2 separate regions of the Homo sapiens genome follow, and region 1 is linked to region 2. Evidence: chromatin loops called from intact Hi-C (ENCODE). Cell type or tissue: PC-9. All regions are shown on one strand. Each heading gives the region's core, and the rest is flanking DNA. Links, peaks and the distances in the headings are about the cores only. Region 1 overlaps LNX2 (ligand of numb-protein X 2). Region 2 has its middle 37 kb from the start of POLR1D.

Region 1 (2,925 bases), core at 171-2,670, 100 kb after region 2:
TAAAGAGAGGTAAGATGGGATCTTGAAAAATTTTACCACATCTTATTTCTGAATTAAATGCACATTTAAAAAAATAAAGAATATCTACAAAGTATCTATTAAACATGACTTTTTTAAGTTCTTTAAACTGTCCCTTGCATATGGAAGCATAAAGTCATTCTATGAGGTTAGAAAAATGCCTTATATAAAGGAAAGTTGCTGAACCTTGATGACAGTTCCAGAATTTGCTAACAGTTACTCAGACTCTTAGATTATTTTATCTTGGGAAAAGATCCTCTAGCATTACAACAGACTTAGATACTCCAAAGGGCCATCTCACTGAAAAATGTTTCTTTTAATAAAGTGTCTGTGTAGAAGGGGACTCAGAGAGGAGGTGGAGCAGAAGACAAAATTAATTTTAGGGATAAATGCATTTGCCATTTCATATTCCCTATCAATGCTATATAATTTGCATAGATGGGGGTTGCAGCTAGCCACTATTGCCATGGTAAAAATAGCAGTCTCCATTGACTTAGTTTGTATATAAGGTAAGAAAAGTGACTCTGAAAACCTATTTTTCCAGGAATGAAGTTGAACCCCTACCTCACACCATAAACACAAATTAAATCATAATGGATGCAAGATCTAAATATAAGAGCTGAAATTCTTAGAAGAAAACACAAATGTAAATCCTCATGACCTTGGATTAGGCAGTAGTTTCTTAGATATGACACTAAAAGCAAAAGCAACAGAAGAAAATATAGACAGACTGGACTTTAAAACTGCAAACTTTTGTGCTACAAAGAATACAACCAAGCAAATGAAAAAATAACCCACAGAATGGGAAAAACATTTGCAAATTATATATATGACAAATGACTTGTGTCTAGAATATATATTCTTACAACTCTAATTAAAAAGACAGAAAACACAACATAAAGATGAGGAAAGAATCTGAATAGACATTTCTCTAAAGAAGATAAATAAATGGCCAGTTTTCCCATGAAAAGATGCTCAGGCTGGGTGTGGTGGCTCACGCCTGTAATCTCACCACTTTGGGAGGCCAAGGCAGGTGGATCGCTTGAGCCCAGGAGTTTGAGAACAGTCTGGGCAATATGGCACAACCTTGTCTCTACAAAAAATACAAAAATTAGCTAGCTGTGGTGGTGTGAATCTGTAGTAATCCCAGTTAGGAGCTGAGGTGGGAGGATCACCTGAGCTCCAGAGGTCAAGGCTACAGTGAGCTGAGATCATGCCACTGTACTCCAGCCTAGCATCAGAGTGAGATCCTGTCTCAAACACAAATCAAAACCACAGTAAGATACTACTTCACAACCAGTAGGATGACAATAATGAAAAAGACAGCCAATAACAAACACTGGCAAGGATGTGGAGCAGTGGAAACCCTCATTAATTGCTGGTGGGAATATAAAGTGGTACAACTGTTTTTGGAAAACGGTTTGGTAGTTCCTCAAAGAGTTAAACTGATTCCTCATATAGTTTCCATATGACCAGCAATTCCACTTCTAGAGAAATGAAAACAGCTGTTCATACGAAAACTTGTATACCAGTGTTCATAGCAGCATTATTCACAATAGCCAGAAAGTGGAAACCACTCAAATGTCCATCAGCTGAGGAATGGATCAATGGAATGTGGTCTACCCATACAGCAAAATATGATTTGGCCATGAAAAGGACTGAAGTACTGGCACAAATTACAAGGATGAACCCTGAAAATATTATGCAAGTAAAAGAAGCTAGATATAAAAGACCATGTATGATTCCATTTACATGAAATGTTCAGAAGAGGCAAATCTGTAGAGACAGAAAGTAGATTAGTAGTTGCTTAGGGTTGGGGAAGGGAAATGATGGGTATAGAGGGAGTGATTAAAATGTTCTCAAAATTACTGTAGTGATGATTGCACAACTGTGAATATATTAAAACCATAAAATTATGTTCTTTAAATGGGTGAATTGAATAGTATGTGAATTATTTCTCAAGCTGCTATTAAGTAAAGGTTATTTGTCCAGTTGTAGTATTGGGGTAATTTTATTTCCTTTTTGTTCTTTTATTGTGTTTTCTAAATTTTCTACAATGAGAATGATTTGCTTTAATAATCTGAAAAACTGATGATAAATTGGGAGAGATAAATTTCTGTAGACTTTGTAGCACAAATGTCTGCTTCCTACAAAACTAATCCTTTCCTAACCTTTGATATAATCCTCATTGCCATTTTTTATTATATTACTTAGCAGAGCAACAGTTCTTTTCTTCCTGAAACAGGGAAGACATTCAAACCGCAAGTTTCATTTCTTCATGTGGGCCCAGGGATAGCTTCTTTGTACATATTCTGATGTTTGCCCTGAATAAACTATACAGGGCTGTCCTTATGTATAGAACTGTGTAAATATAAAGCAGAATACATTAAAGATTTATTTCTAAGGGCAAAGGATCAAGTGATTTTTGATTGGACAGAATTGTAGAAATCTCTGAAACTCTTAAGAAGAGAAATGAACCTGCCCAGGGCCTGTACACAGCTAAACTCAGACTGATGATTCGAACTTCCAATCATGTCAAGGTGCCTCAGGCCACACTTTTTTCTATGTATTATGACATTATTTTAAAATTATGGAATGTTTTCTGTGTATTGGGTTTCTTCTCAATATTATAAAAATTACAAAGAAATAATAAATGCCATTTATTATTATACCTTATCTCATCAGAGTTGGGGGAACTAACTTTTGTTGCTTAGTTTATAAACAACAAGATTTGCAGGTGAAAACTCAGTGGCTCAGCTCATTTTTCTTGTTTCTTCATCTGAACAGGTGATGTGTTGCTAAATATCAACGGCATTGATTTGACCAATTTAAGTCACAGTGAGGCAGTTGCAATGCTGAAAGCCAGTGCCGCGTCCCCTGCTGTTGCCCTTAAAGCACTTGAGGTCC
Region 2 (2,925 bases), core at 196-2,695:
GACTGTCTCCAACATTGTACCTAAAAGTAATAAAAAATCATTGACATGTGTTTGTCTGTATATGTATGTGTGTGTGTGTATGTGTGTGTATATATATATATATATATACACCTGAGATATGCAACGCATTATGCTAAGCACTGTAGCAAAGATACATACCAAGCTATCTGTTTATGTGTCTCTGTCTTTGGAGACTACCAAGAGGAACAGAAGGTAGGGGAAGTCAAAGTTCAGAAGCAGATACGTGAATAGTAACACACTGAGACAGTTTGCAAGGCTATAATCCTCGGCCTCCAGCTCCCTCAGCAACGCAAATCATTTACATAGATATGTGCTCTAACAGTAACACATTCAGGGCTCTCTCATTCACTTTCATAACTGGATATGAAAGGAATGTGGGAAGCAGGGGCAGTAAGCATTGGCATTTCAGCATGTTATCAGACAATAATCCACAGAGAGAAGTGATGCCATACAAGGAGTGTTAAGTGACAGATAGGAAAGCAAAGTTATAGTCCCATCAGCAATTCGCTAGCCAGGGCTTTAGGAAAACTCTTTGGGTTTCATGTTCTATACGTATAAAGGCTTTGGATCTCTGTGGCCTGAAAATATTGCCAAGAGCCTCCTCCACGAATCGTCTGAGATGTGAGCCCTTGCTCCCCTCCTCATTGGTTCTAACACAGTCAGTGTGGCATGCCACACTGTGATCACTTGATGCTTGTTTCTGTATCCACCAGGGGATTAAAAACTTTAAGGCCAGGAAAGTGAGTCTTCTTTACTGCTGTCCATGATCAGCCTCTTAACATACCTGCTGGTGCCCTGTGAATATTTATATAAATAAATAAACACATGTCTGGATAAAGACTGGAGAAATTATTTAGTTTCCAATAATCAACAGTTGATGACATAAACTGGAAGAACAAGATGGGTGACTTCCTTCCATATCTCTAGATTGACTCTCAATCCAAACAGAAAAGCATAAAAAAAAGTCATTCCCCTTAAAACAATTGGGTTAAGAGAACTCAAGAATCATTTTCTCTCAATTCAACCTTTAGGATTTATTTTGCCAAAATATAAGCTTTTCCAAGTATAAGGCTGAAGTTCCACAGGCACTAGACTCAGAAATTATATTGGGCAGTAGATAAGCTAAAGTGAATGTGACCAGAATTAAAACAGCTTTGTAGACAATGAAGCTGGGCAAATTTCTGAAATTTATGCTTATAAATTCCTTTATGTTGACTAAAAGGAAGTCATATGAGCCAATATTTCAGCTTCTCCTAAAGCATCTGTCAACAACAGCTTCTAAAGAGATTCTTTTGCTGAAATACATCCAAGGAAGAATATAGCACCAAATGGTCTCTTTCTTTATAAAATAAAAAATGGCATCCCACTTGCATTTTCTTTAGATCAGCAATCTCTCTCTGGCAACTGCTCAACCATCTATTTCTTATGGAATATCCAAAATGAAAAAAATAATACCACTCACTCTAGTTCTATTTTAAATTTTAAAGCAAATAAAAGGTCTTCTAGATACTTAGAAAAAAACAGGCCATGGCCACTAGTGAACAACAGATTGCTACTCTTTTAAGAACTGTCCAAGAAGTCCACTCCACAGCGATGGGTCTTGGGACTCTTGTGGCTGAACACCTGGCCAGGCTACCTAAGTGCTATTTCAGTGCAGAGGAGCTGTCTGCCTCTGGCCGAGGTGTAGGATTGTTCTGGATTCTGCAGAGCAGGCTGGTATCATTCTTTTTAATAAAACAAAAGGGACTAGTAAAATGTTTTTCAAATTTGTGTTCACTTTAGAATCACCCGGGTAGCTCTTTAAAACTCCAAAGCCCAGGCCACACCCCAAGTTCATAATCACTGATAGTGGGGCACAGGCATCAGTATTTTTTGAAGCTTTCCAGGTGATTCCAAATGTGCAGATAAATTTGAGAACTAATGACTAGTGGTTAAAAGTTTCTCACATACACTTATTTAAATAAATGGAAACCAGGTGATCTTCCAGAACGAGCAGATGAAGGGCAGGTGCCCTTTGTCCCAGCACTAGTGAGTAGAAGCAAGCCACGGTTGTCATGGGTCCAGACCTCCTTTCATAGCCCATATCTGTTTGGGTGTGCTGAACTGCTGGACTGAACTCTGGCTAGGAAAAAACAGTTGCCCCTGGAATAAGCAAGTACCCAGAGATTCCTGCTTCCAGAGCAACACAGATCAAGAATCAAAATGTGAACATTATGAGAGAGATAGAGAAAAATGCAGATAAACTTTTTATTTTTAATGAAGTGAAGTCTTCTATGGGATTGACTTGCTCAATTGTTCAGAGCAGTGCTTCCCAAACTTGATTGATGAGATCTTCTAGTAAGCTTAAAAAACTAACAAACAAACAAAAAACCTGTAGGACCGATCTTAGACTTCTCTATCAGAATGCCCTAGAGTGAGGCAGGGAAGGAGATGTGTATTTTTATTTTTTATTCATTTTTTATTTTTTTGAGATGGAGTCTTGCTCCGTCGCCCAGGCTGGAGTGCAGTGGCGCAATCTTGGCTCACTGCAACCTCCGCCTCCTAGGTTCAAGTGATTCTCCTGCCTCAGCCTCCTGAGTAACTGGGAACACAGGCGCCACCATGCCCAGCTGATTTTTTGTATTTTAGTAGAGATGGGGTTTCACTGTGTTGCCCAGGCTGCTCTTGAACTCCTGAGCTCGGGCAATCCACCTGCCTCGGCCTCCCAAAGTGCTAGGATTACTGGTGTGAGCCACAGCGCCTGGCTGGAGATCTGTATTTTTAAAAACCTCTCCAGATTATTTTCTAATTAAAAAAACTCTGTTAAAAAGTGATAAATAGAAGACATATTTGTTATATATTACTGTAACAGAGCCCCTGGTAGAGGGTTACAATGGATAGCATTCCCTGCTTCTCATGCTCCCC

The links. Peaks named below come from ENCODE experiments on the same cell type or tissue, not always from the same donor. Only the 100,000 strongest peaks of a DNase experiment are listed, where the experiment ranks them.
Region 1: a loop joins it to region 2, with 2.1 times the contacts of the local background. A loop is called at or near these places in 2 of 110 quality-filtered maps.

What each region holds. Positions count from the first base shown.
Region 1 is chr13:27,553,320-27,556,244 of GRCh38, reverse strand. It overlaps LNX2 (ligand of numb-protein X 2), which reads left to right. Exons shown (of 10, transcript NM_153371.4): 7 at 1-9; 8 at 2,806-2,925. Among named protein-coding and RNA genes, the nearest start is that of LNX2, 66 kb to the left of the region's middle. In PC-9, for the core only: no CTCF peak of the experiment used is centred there; no DNase peak of the experiment used is centred there.
Region 2 is chr13:27,657,090-27,660,014 of GRCh38, reverse strand. It overlaps a transcript of POLR1D not described here. Among named protein-coding and RNA genes, the nearest start is that of POLR1D, 37 kb to the right of the region's middle. In PC-9, for the core only: no CTCF peak of the experiment used is centred there; a DNase peak (open chromatin) is centred at 1,224; H3K4me3 peaks cover 512 bases; H3K27ac peaks cover 1,433 bases.